Regions from separate parts of the Homo sapiens genome. Here region 2 is linked to region 1. A link is a contact called in ENCODE Hi-C or POLR2A ChIA-PET data. All regions are on one chromosome and are shown on one strand. Each heading gives the region's core, a stretch centred on a gene start or an enhancer-like site at or near the end of the contact. The rest is flanking DNA. Distances are from core to core; before and after follow the strand shown.

The links. A loop is a pair of places that touch in the nucleus more often than their neighbours do. ChIA-PET counts read pairs that join two places held with the same protein, here RNA polymerase II (POLR2A). Pooled maps may share reads with other maps.
Region 2: a loop to region 1 is called in a map of K562, with 2.0 times the contacts of the local background. The contact joins two enhancer-like sites. A Hi-C loop is called at or near these places in 9 of 168 maps with a recorded cell type or tissue (CD4-positive, alpha-beta memory T cell, CD8-positive, alpha-beta T cell, K562 and 5 more), 8 of 37 single-sample maps with no recorded cell type and 23 of 50 pooled maps. POLR2A ChIA-PET finds 5 or more read pairs at or near these places in 18 of 52 experiments (A549, B cell, BJ and 14 more).

The regions. Positions count from the first base shown.
Region 1 is chrX:49,145,656-49,151,937 of GRCh38, reverse strand. LOC105373195 (a long non-coding RNA gene) reads left to right here. Exons shown (of 3, transcript XR_007068230.1): 2 at 2,773-3,554. Among named protein-coding and RNA genes, the nearest start is that of MAGIX, 14 kb to the left of the region's middle. RefSeq lists cis regulatory regions at 2,848-3,348, 2,817-3,391, 3,789-3,939. Within about 2 kb of position 3,062, at least 3 of the 41 ENCODE cell types and tissues checked have a DNase peak (open chromatin) inside an H3K27ac peak, as active enhancers do.
Region 2 is chrX:49,189,315-49,195,596 of GRCh38, reverse strand. It overlaps SYP (synaptophysin), which reads left to right. Exons shown (of 7, transcript NM_003179.3): 4 at 1,236-1,431; 5 at 2,134-2,325; 6 at 3,834-4,164. The coding sequence ends at 4,160. Among named protein-coding and RNA genes, the nearest start is that of PRICKLE3, 6.1 kb to the right of the region's middle. RefSeq lists a cis regulatory region at 1,689-2,209, an enhancer at 4,365-4,434 and a silencer at 5,274-5,353. Within about 2 kb of position 3,901, at least 25 of the 41 ENCODE cell types and tissues checked have a DNase peak (open chromatin) inside an H3K27ac peak, as active enhancers do.

The sequences.
Region 1 (6,282 bases), core at 1,813-4,312:
AGGCTAGTCTAGATCTCCTGGCCTCAAATGATCCACCCACCTCAGCCTCGCAAAGTGCTGGAATTACAGGCATGAGCCACCACTCTCTGCCTTATCTGTATTTTATGTATTTATTTTTTTGACATGGAGTCTTGCTCCGGCCCAGACTGGAGTGCAGTGGTGTGATCTCACCTTAATGCAACCTCTGCCTCCCGGGTCCAAGCGATTCTCCCACCTCAGCCTCCCAAGTACCTGGGACTACAGGTGAGTGCCACCACACCCAGCTAATTTTTGTATTTTTAGTAGAGATGGGGTTTTGCCATTTTGGCCAGGCTGGTCTCAAACTCCTGACCTCAAGGGATTACCCACCTCAGCCTCCCAAAGTGCTGGGATTACAAGTGTGAGCCACCGTGCCTGGCCCCTTGTCTGTATTTTTTAATATAACATCCTAGTGGATGTGAGGTTGGATCTCATTATGGTTGATTTGCATTTTCCTAATAAATAATTATGTTTTTATATGCTTTAGATAAATGTTTTGATAGGCAGAACAATAAGCTCCCAAAGATGTTCACCTCCTAATCCCTAGAACCTGTGAATATGTTACCTTATATGGCAAAAGATACATTGCAGATGTGATTAAGGATCTTGAAATGGGGAGATTATCCTGGATTATTGAGGGGGGCAATATAGTCAAAGGAGTTCTTAAAAATAAAAGAGGATGCAGGAGAATCAGTGAAGAAAATATGACAAGGGATGAAAAGGAAATGTGAAGCAGGGGTGATAGAGAAAGATTTGAAGATGGAGGAAGTGCTAGCCGGGCACAGTGGCTAGCGGGCGGACCACCTGAGGTCAAGAGTTTGAGACCAGCCTGGCCAACATGGTGAAACCCCGTCTCTACTAAAAATACAAAAATTAGCCGGGCGGTGGCACACGCCTGTAATCCCAACTACTCGGGAAGGTGAGGCAGGAGAATTGCTTGAACCCAGGAGGCAGAGGTTGCAGTGAGCAGAGATCTCGCCATTGCACTCCAGCATGGGCAACAAAAGCGAAACTCCATCTCAAGAAAAAAAAAAGAAGAAAAAGTGGCCGGGCGCGGTGGCTCACGCCTGTAAGCACAGCACTTTGGGAGGCCGAGGCGGGCAGATCACGAGGTCAGGAGATCGAGACCACAGTGAAACCCCGTCTCTATTAAAAATACAAAAAATTAGCCGGGCGTGGTGGCAGGCGCCTGTAGTCCCAGCTATTTGGGAGGCTGAGGCAGGAGAATGGCGTGAACCTGGGAGGCGGAGCTTGCAGTGAGCCGAGATCACGCCATTGCACTCCAGCCTGGGTGACAGAGCGAGACTCCGCCTCAAAAAAAAAAAAAAAGAAAAGAAAAAGAAAAAGATGGAGGAAATGGCCACATACCAAGGAATGCAGGCCACCTGTAGAAGCTTAAAAAGGCAAGGAAAACAGATTCTCCACAAGGAAGGCAGCCCTGCTGACACCTTGATATTAGCCTGATGAGAATTCTGCCCTACAGAACTGTAAGACATTTTGTGGTGTTGTTTCAAGCCAGTAAATGTATGGTAATTTGTTAGAGCAGCAATCAGAAATTAATACAGATTTTAAGCATCTTTTCATTGTGCTTATTGGCCATTTGTGCATGTGTATATACATATATATATATAAATACATTGTGTGTGTGTATATATGTATATATATATATATATGAGACAGAGTCTTGCTCTGTCACCCAGGCTGGAGTACAGTGGCACGATCTCAGCTCACTGCAACCTCCCCTCCCTGGGTTCAAGGAATTCCCCCTGCGTCAGCCTCCTGAGTAGCTGGGATCACAGGCATGCGCCACCACACCAGCTAATTTTTGTATTTGTAGCAGAGATGGGGCTTCACCATGTTGGCCAGGCTGGTCTTGAACTCCTGACCTCAGATGATCTGCCCACCTCAGCCTCCCAAAGTGCTGGGGTTACAGGCGTGAGCCACCGCACCCAGCCAATTTTGAGCTAACTTTTAAAAAATTATTTATTTGTCGCCAGGTTGGAGTGCAGTGGTGCAATCTCGGCTCACTGCAAGCTCTGCCTCCCGGGTTCATGCCATTCTCCTGCCTCAGCCTCCCGAGTAGCTGGGTCTACAGCCACCCGCCACCACACCTGGCTAATTTTTTGTATTTTTAGTAGAGATGGGGTTTCACTGTGTTAGCCAGGATAGTCTCAATCTCCTGACCTTGTGATCTGCCTGCCTCGGCCTCCTGAAGTGCTGGGATTACAGGCATGAGCCACCGCGCCCAGCCTTTTTTTTTGGAGATGGAGTCTTGCTCTATTGCCCAGGCTGGAGTGCAATGGCGCGATCTCAGCTCACTGCAACCTCCGCCTCCTAGGTTCAAGCAATTCTCCTGTGTCAGCCTCCTGAGTAGTTGGGATTACAGGCGCGCACCACCATGCCTGGCTAATTTTTGTATTTTTGGTAGAGACAGGGTTTCACCATGTTGGTCAGGCTGGTCTCAAACTCCGGACCTCGTGATCCACCTGCTTCGGCCTCCCAAAGTGCTGGGATTACAGGCGTAAGCTACTGCACCCGGCCCTGAATGCCTATTTTTTCTTGCCTAATTGCCGTGGCTAGAACTTCTAATATGATATTGAATAGAAGGAGCAAGAGCAGACGCTCTTGTTTTGTTCCTGATCTTAGGTGGAAGGTATTCAGTCTTTCACCATTAAATATGATTTTAGCTGTCTTCTGGGCTCTCTTGTTTCTGATGAGAAGTCAACTCTTAATCTTATTGGAGTTTCCTTATAGGTGACAGGTCATTTTTCTATTTGTGCTTGCAAGATATTCTCTTTGGATTTCAAGATTTTTGACCATGATGTGCCTGAGTGTTTTGTCCTGTCTAACCATGGCTGGAATCTCTCAAAAATGAGCAGTAAGGGAGTTCCCACAAGGGAGTGGCTGAAATTGAGGAGAGAGGCCATTTCTCCTACTGTCCCCTGTCTCCAAAGAAAAGGAGGAAGTAAAAACTGAAAAATAACAGACTGATCGGCACCACTGGCCAGGCCTGTAGGTTAAAGATTAACCCACAACCTAACCGCTTGTGATATCTATATATCACAGACAATGGTATGGAGAAACACTTGCCTTGCTCACCACCCCCACCTAGTCATGTACCCCATGCTTGTTCAATCTATCACGACCCTTTCACGTGGACCCCTTAGAGTTGTAAGCCCTTAAAAGGGCCAGGAACTCTTTCTTAGGGGGGCTTCGTTCTTGAGACGCATGTCTGCCAACGCTCCTGACCAAATAAAGCCTCTTCCTTACATTTCTTGGTTCCCTGACCGGGAAGCGAGGTGATTAACGATGGTCGAGGCAGCCCCTTAGGCGGCTTAGGCCTGCCCTGCGGAGCATCCCTGCAGGGGACTCCGGCCAGTTTGAGCAACGCGGATCCTGAGAGCACTCCCGGGTAGGCATTTGCCCTCGTGGAACACCTCGTCAGAGCGGTGCATGGCAGGCCCCCACAGAGGATCAATGCAGCGGCTGAACACCAGGAAGGAACTGGCACTTGGAGTCTGGACATCTGGAATATGGTAGGACCAGTCCTGGGAACTTACCCACTCCATTTGAGTGGAAGCGTGGCCTGATCACCCACAGTGTGCCCTTATCGGCACTTTGGTCTCAGTTTTGATTATGATTTGGCTTGGCTTGTTTGAAAAAAAGGAAAGTGAAAGTGAGTGAATGCTTGTTTTAGACGGGCACAGGATGGACAGTGGTCGCCATCCAAAGTGAGCGTTGAGCCCCAAGCTGCAGTTCCGTAGGATACCTCACATGGCTAAGTGGCAGTTCGTGCTGGCGCCTGGTACCAGCCTGCTTAAGCTAAGAGGATCTGAGATTCCCGCGAGGGAAGCGGCCAGTGACTGCCGAGGAGAGTGGGTGACCCCTTTACCCTTTCCCTTCTTGTGTCGTGAGTGCCATTTTTGTCTTGGGTGGGGGTGGAGATGGGTGAGACGCAAAGTAAGACCACTCCATTAGGAACTATGTTAAAGAATTTCAAAAAAGGTTTTAATGGAGATTATGGGGTTACTATGACCCCAGGAAAACTTAGGACCTAAGTGAGATAGATTAGCCAGCATTAGAAGTGGGTTGGCCATCAGAAGGAGGCCTAGACAGGTCCTTTGTTTCAAAGGTATGGCACAAGGTAACTGGTAAGCCAGAAAACCCAGACCACTTTCCATACATAGACACTTGGTTACAGCTGGTTTTAGACCCCCTACAGTGGTTAAGAGGACAGGCAGCAGCAGTACTAGTGGCAAAGGGACAGACAGCCAAGGAAGAATCCCGCTTCACCCACTGAGGGAAGTCGGCGCCTAAAGTCCTGTCCGACCCAACATCAAAGGATTCATGGCAAGAAACAGTGCCAGTGGCCCCTCCTTTCACCAAGAAAGAAGGCCTCCCACTCCTGAGGCCACTGTGCCCAAGCTTCCACAAGGCCTACATACCCCTAGGCCACCTAGAGTAGAAAAGAAAGGATGCAAGACCTCAGGAGAAACTCCTCACTTGGTAGCCCATTTGAGGCCTAAAACTGGGATACAAATGCCCCTGAGAGAGCAACGGTATACTGGGGTAAACGAGGACGGGCATATGGTGGAAAGGCGTGCCTTTGTGTACCAACCCTCCACCTCTGCCAATCTCCTCAATTGGAAAAACAATACCCCATCCTATACTGAAAAGCCTCAGGCTATAATTGATTTGCTCCAAACTATTATCCAGACCCACAACCCTACTTGGGCTGATTGCCACCAGTTGCTCATGTGCCTGTTTAACACGGATGAACGGCGAAGGGTGCTCCAAGCAGCGACTAAGTGGCTAGAGGAACATGTTCCGGCTGATTACAAAAACCCCCAAGAGTATGTGATGGCCCAGTTACCAGGAACAGACCCCCAGTGGGACCCAAATGAAAGACAGGGTATGCAAAGGCTAAACTGGTAGAGGGAAGCCCTCCTGGAAGGGTTAAAGAAAGGAGCTCAGAAGGCCACCAATATAAATAAAATATCTGAGGTTATTCAAGGAAAGGAAGAGAGTCCAGCACAATTTTACGAGAGACTATGTGAGGCCTATTGTATGTATACTCCCTTTGATCCCAACAACCCTGAAAACCAGCGCATGATTAACATGGCTTTAGTTAGTCAAAGTGCAGAAGACATTAGAAGAAAACTACATAAGCAGGCTGGGTTTGCAGGCATGAACACTTCACAGTTATTGGAGATAGCCAACCAGGTGTTTGTGAATAGAGATGCTGTAAGCCGCAGAGAGAACTGCAGAGAGAGCGAACGCCAAGCCCAGCGAAACGCCGACCTGCTAGCCACAGCAATAGAGGGGTCCCCCCCGAAGGGGCGAGAAAGGGGGGCCCCAGGAAAAATACCCAGTCCGGCCATCCACGCTTGCAGCGTAACCAGTGTGCTTACTGTAAGGAAATGGGATGTTGGAAGGACAAGTGCCCCCAGTTGAAAGGGAAACAAGGTGACTGAGCAGGAGGCCTCAGACAAGGACGAAAGGGCCTTGTTTAATCTGGCAGAAGGGTTACTGGACTGAGGGGGACTAGGCTCATGTGCACCCAAAGAGCCCATGGTCAGAATGACAGTCGGGGGCAAGGACATTGAGTTTCTTGTCGATACTGGTGCTGAACATCCAGTAGTAACCACCCTGGTCGCCCCCTTATCCAAAAAGACTATTGATATAATCAGAACCACGGGGGTTTCGGCAAAGCAAGCTTTCTGTTTGCCCTGGACCTGCACTGTCGGGGGACATGAGGTAATTCACCAGTTCCTGTACATGCCTGACTGCCCCTTGCCTTTACTGGGAAGGGACCTACTTAGCAAGCTGAGAGCCACTATCTCTTTTACAAAGCATGGCTCTTTACAGCTAAAGTTACCTGGAAAGGGAGTCATCATGGCCCTTATGGTTCCTCGGGAGGAGGAATGGAGACTCTTCTTAGCTGAGCCAGGCCAAGAGATAGGACCAGCTCTGGCTAAGCGGTGGCCAAGGGTGTGGGAGGAAGACAACCCGCCAGGGTTGGCAATCAACCAGGCCCCCATACTAATAGAAGTTAAGCCTGGGGCCCAGCTGGTCAGGCAAAAGCAGTACCTGGTCCCCAGAGAAGCCCTTGAGGGCATCCGGGTCCATCTCAAGCATCTGAGGGCCTTTGGAATTATAGTCCTTTGTCAGTCTCCATGGAACACTCCCCTCCTACCTGTTCCCAAGCTGAGGACCAAGGACTACAGGCCAGTACAGGATTTGCATATGGTCAACCAAGCAAAG
Region 2 (6,282 bases), core at 2,652-5,151, 43 kb before region 1:
AGGACACCTCCCCTCTTCCCTCACATACACACACCCTGTTCCAAGATCCCTTTACCCTCCTTTCTTTCTGTCTGTCTTTTCCTGTTATCTAGTCGCTGGCCTCTCCTCTGCTATGCATACATTTTTTTCTCTCGGGGACCTGAACTGGGGTGGGGGAGAAAAGTCAACATGAGATAGGGAGAAAACAAGGTTCAGATCTCAACTCTGACATTCCCTTGCCAGCTGTGTGACTTTAGGCAAGTTAATGCACTTCCCTGAGCCTCTGTTTCCGCCTCTGTACATTTCATTTGATAAACATTTCTTGAGTGTCTGCTAGGTGCCAGCACTGTTCCAGGGCCTGGAGATAAACGGAGGTGAAAACACAGGAAAAAGCCCTGCCCTCTTGTAGTTACAGCAAAAACCAAGATTAAAAAAAAAAAAAATACCTGGTATGTCAGATGGGTACCACTACTATCGAGAAAAGTGGAGCAAGGAAGCCAGGCTAAGAAGTGCTGGTTGAGAGAATGTTTCAATTTAATTTTAAGTAGGGAGATCAGGGAAGGTCTCAATGAGAAGGTGACAGTTGAGCAAAGCTTCAAGGAGATGAGGGAGGCCGGGCGCAGTGGCTCACGCCTGTAATCCCAGCACTCTGGGAGGCCAAGGCGGGCAGATCACAAGGTCAAGAGATCAAGACTATCCTGGCCAACACGGTGAAACCCCGTCTCTATTAAAAGTACAAAAATTAGCTGGGCGTAGCGGCGCATGCCTGTAATCCCAGCTACTCAGGAGGCTGAGGCAGGAGAATCGCTTGAACCCGGGAGGCAGAGGTTGCAGTGAGCCGGGATTGTGCCACCGCACTCCAGCCTGGTGACAGAGCAAGACTCCATCTCAAAAAAAAAAAAAAAAAAAAAAAGGAGATGAGGGAGTAAGACCCGAAGCTATCTAGGGGAAAAGCATTCCTGGCAAAGGGAACAGCCAGTACAAACAAAGATCCTAGGGAGGGAGGATGCCTGGCAAGTTCTAGAAATAATCAAGAGGCCAGAGTGCTTGGGTTGGAGTGAGGGATGAATAACACCTATCTCACCAGGATGTTTTGAGCAATCAGTGAAATGTGACTGGTACATAGTAGGTGCTCGATGAATGGTTATTTCCTCCTCTTCCTGGGGCCTTGTCAGAAATGGGGGGACCCATGATTGGGCTGGAGGGTTGAGGGTGTTCTGAGGGGCTGGGCCACACCTGCCCACCTCTGTTTGCAGGCTGCACCAAGTGTACTTTGATGCACCCACCTGCCGAGGGGGCACCACCAAGGTCTTCTTAGTTGGGGACTACTCCTCGTCAGCCGAATTCTTTGTCACCGTGGCCGTGTTTGCCTTCCTCTACTCCATGGGGGCTCTGGCCACCTACATCTTCCTGCAGAACAAGTACCGAGAGAATAACAAAGGGCCCATGCTGGTGAGTCCCCACAGCCACTTGCATGTAGGGACCATGGGGACACGGAACCCCAGGGACACAGCCATGCTCACAGACCACACCAAATCCCAGACAGGCCCACATGCAAACAGCCACCATAACAGCCACACATATAGTTGCTGCTGCTATTAATCCACACCAGGCATCCGGGACACAGAGTCATAGAGTCACGGAGACATACAGCCTATGCAGAATCCCAGACAGGCCCACACCTGAGAACCTTCCCACTCTCACACAACTACACAGCCTAGATCAAAGGAAGAGGCCCACAGAGGTTCGCTGTGACAGTCATGCCTGTCATCATGCCACACAGACACACTGATTCCTACACCACTGTACTCACATACCCTCAGCCTAGACACAAAATGACAAAAATTCCCACATGCAGACAAAAGTAGAAAGACACATTACTTTCCACAGATTCGGAAATCATCCCAGAGTTCCCCTCCCCCCAACACCCACAGCCACATATCACAATCACACTCCCACATCCTCTGTGTCATGTACACACACAAGCTCAAGCTGGGAGGGCCACCTTCAGGTGAAAGTGTTGTGGGCTTGAGAGCTGAAAAGGCAGGGGAGAGACAGGCCTCTTCTGGGGGACCTGTGATCCGAGGAGGCCCCAGGGCCTAGCGTGAAGCAGTCCACTCACAGTGCTGTCTTCCTCACCCCTGCCTGCCTTAGGACTTTCTGGCCACGGCTGTGTTCGCCTTCATGTGGCTAGTTAGCTCATCGGCATGGGCCAAGGGGCTGTCAGATGTGAAGATGGCCACAGACCCAGAGAACATTATCAAGGAGATGCCTGTCTGCCGCCAGACAGGGAACACATGCAAGGAGCTGAGAGACCCTGTGACCTCGGGACTCAACACCTCGGTGGTAAGCCCTGGGTGCTGGCTGGAGGAGGGAGAGTGGAAAACAGTACAGTCCGGCATGGGGAGTGGTGGAGTGGGAGAATAAGAGGAGAGTCAGGGGAGATCCAAGGGGTGTCCCTGAAGAACGCGTGCCAACAACAACGTTGAAGGATGAGCTAGCAATTGTAACCACTGTGACACCACAGACTGTCCCCAAAGGGGGAACATGACAGGTTTGGGAGACCTGGATCCCAGACCCAGCCTAGACATGTAAAATAAGCAACTCAGCACCCTCTTGGGACCTCAGTTTCCTCATGTGCAAAATGAAGGAAAAACTTGAAATGTTTCCCCACTTGGATGCCCCCTACTGGCTGGAGTCAGACTGTCTGCGCTCAAATCCCAGCTCTACCTCTTGCAAGCTCCCTGACCTGAAACTAGTCACAGCCTCTCAAGGTTCAGTTGAGCATGCATAATCGAAGACTAATAATAGGTCCTGCTCCAAAGTTGAGTATTTATTGAACTAAGAATACGGAGTGCTCAGAAAAGGGCCTGGCACAAGGTAAGTCGTATACAAGGGTTACAGATGCTAAGATTACAACTTTTCTTTCCTGTCACTTGCTGGATGTGAGACTTCAGGTAACTTAGCCTCTAGGGCCTCAGTTTCCTCAACTGTAAAATGGAGATAGTATTTCCTGCCCAAAACTGAATTTTAAGTGAGCTTATAACATGTAAAGCTCTTAGAAGAGGGCTTGGCATATAAGGAAAGGTACAGAAAGTGTTTTATGTCTTAAAATTACTTTATGTGGCCGGGTGCGGTAGCTCACGCCAGTAATCCCAGCACTATGGGAGGCCGAGGCGGGCAGATCACCTGAGGTCGGGAGTTCAAGACCAGCCTGACCAACATGGAGAAACCCCATCTCTACTAAAAATACAAAATTAGCTGGTGTGGTGGTGCATGCCTGTAATCCCAGCTACTCGGGAGGCTGAGGCAGGAGAATTGCTTGAACCCGGGAGGCGAAGGTTGTGGTGAGCCGAGATCGTGCCATTGCACTCCCGCCTGGGCAACAAGAGCGAAACTCCATCTCAAAAAAAAAATTATGCAAGTTTCATATATCTTATACATGTGCACTTATACATATATTTTATCTACATTTATTTAGATGCATGTTAGTGGTATAGCTATATTTAATAAGTTTGTATCCTTACATTTTACTATGAATATATTACAAATTTACATTTTAAACATGCATAAATGTGTATATAATGTGTATATGTGCAAATATGTAAATAATTGTATATGTAATACTGATAGATCGCAGCATCCCCAGGGCTCCAAATTCTTCTAACACGCCCACCCCGCCAGAGGTGATTTTTCTGCACATCGACGTTCTCGCACTGGGACTCAGAGAGTCTGGGTTTCAGAAACCCCCACCTTGCGGAGCCTACGGATTCATTCCCCGCATGCTCATTCCTGCACGCAGGGCCGCCAAGGCAATGGGCGGGGTACCACAGCCGAGCCTTGTCTCCCTGCAGGTGTTCGGCTTCCTGAACCTGGTGCTCTGGGTCGGCAACCTGTGGTTCGTGTTTAAGGAGACAGGCTGGGCCGCCCCGTTCCTGCGCGCGCCTCCCGGCGCCCCCGAGAAACAACCGGCACCCGGGGACGCCTACGGCGATGCAGGCTACGGGCAGGGCCCCGGCGGGTACGGGCCCCAGGATTCCTACGGGCCTCAGGGCGGCTACCAGCCTGACTATGGTCAACCAGCCGGCAGCGGTGGCAGTGGCTACGGGCCTCAGGGCGACTATGGGCAGCAAGGCTACGGCCCGCAGGGTGCACCCACCTCCTTCTCCAATCAGATGTAGTCTGGTGAGTGACCGGCGAGCGGTGCGGCCAAGGAGGGTACAAGGAAGGAGACGAGCGGGTCAGTGAACCAATAAGAGTCAGGGGTAGAGAGTACGTAAGGCGTTTACTGGGGCAAGTAAGGACTGAAGTTTGAAGGAGCCAATCAAGAGGCAGAACTACCTGCTAAGAGCTGAAAAACTAGCTAATGAATGGAGAAAAGAAGAATGGTGCTTCAAGATGGACAGAATGAAGAGCCAATGGGAGGGAGGTAGAAGGGCAACTCGGCGGAAAGGCGGGGGGAGAGAAGCAGAGCAACCAATAAAGGGAGGGAATATCGGGGGACTTGCGCAGTGGCGAATCAGCGGAGCGCAAGAGCCACGGAAGCGACGAGGAGGTGGGTCTTAGAAGTGACTGATAAGCCAATAGGTGATAAGGCCAATAGATGGTGAGGGTAAATGGGCGTGGATCTTGAAGGTCAGACGAGCTCACCAATCCGGGAGGAGGGGATAGATCTGCCGCCTCTCCCCAACGCTGGAGGGGAGGGAAGTAGTGTGGAATTTCAAAGGAGGAAGAGGGATAGGGTGGGGTCCTGGAAAGGTTTGCCGGCCTTCTTGCTGGGCCTTAAAAGAGAAGTGAGGGTCGGGGCTTGGTGGCTCATGCCTGTAATCTCAGCACTTTGGGAGACCGAGGCGGGCGGGCCGCTTGAGCCCAAGAGTTCGAGACCAGCCTGGGCAACATGATGAAATCCCACCTCTACAAAAAATACAAAAATTAGCCGGGCGTGGTGGCATGCATCTGTGGACCCATCTACTCAGGAGGCTGAAGTGGGAGGATCACTTAAGCCCAGGAGGTTGAGGCTGCCGTGAGCTATGATCCTGCCACTGCACTCCAGCCTGGGCAACAGAGCGAGACCTTGTCTCAAAAAAAAAAAAAAAATGGAAAGAAAGAAAGGAAGAAAAAAAGAAAGAAAGAAAAGAGGCCAGGTGAGGTGGCTCATGCCTGTAATCCCAGCACTTTGGGAGACCAAGGTGGGCAGATCACCTGAGGTCAGGAGTTCGAGACTAGCCTGGCCAACACGGTGAAACCCCGTCTCTACTAAACATATAAAAATTAGCCGGGCATGGTGGCGCACGTCTGTAGTTCCAGCTACTCTGGAGGCTGAGGCAGGAGAATCGCTTGAATCTGGGAGGCGGAGGTTCCAGTGAGTCGAGATTGCGCCACTGCACTCCAGCCTGGGCAACAGAGCGAGACTCTGTCTCAAAACAAAAAAAAAAAGAAAAAGAGAAGTGAGATTTCCCTCAGATAGGAGGGAGGATATAGGGGAGGAAAGGCAGGAGGAAAAGGCTAAGGGGTGGCTAAAAAGTGGGGGAAGGCAAGAAGGTGGCAATACTTGGATGGAGGTAGCTTCTGACACTGGGTTAGCCAGGATGGAAAGGGCATCCCACATCTAATTCATCAAAAAATCCTGTGGGTCCTACCTTCAAAAAATATATCCTTCATCTTCCACTGTCATCTCTCCCAGACCTCTTCTCAGGTCTCCATTTCCATTCTGTTCTACTCACAGCATCTGGAGGGATTCTGTTAAATCCTAAATTAGGCCACAGTCCTCCTGTGTCAGAACTCTGCCCTGTCGCAGGCTGGGCGTGGTAGCTCACGCCTGTAATCCTAGCACTTTAGGAATGCTAGACTTGAACTCCTGGGCTCAGGTGATCCTCCCACCTCAGCCTCCCAAGTAGCTGAGACTATAAGTGTGAGCGACCATGCCCAGCTCACTTTATTTTTTCCATTTCACTTATTATTGTCACCCTATGTTATACGAGATAATCCACTCATGCATCATGTTCGCTGTGTGAAGTCTATCTCTGCTTCAGTATAAGCTCCACAAAGACAGGGATCTTTGTTTTGCTCAATATAGTTTATCACAAATGGCTAGAACAGTACCTGTTAAGGGACTATTTTTTTGGTTGGAGGAAGGAGACTGTAATCTCTTTGGTACCTAACCCAGTGGGGGCAAGGTCAGGTATATCTTCTCAGCAGAGGCAGCTGGGATGAAGCTGGCTCCAGGAAAGAAGAAAAGACATAAAGCCAGGACAAAGGCATAACAGCCCAACCCCTATCTGAGGGCGCCACCCATGTCAGACC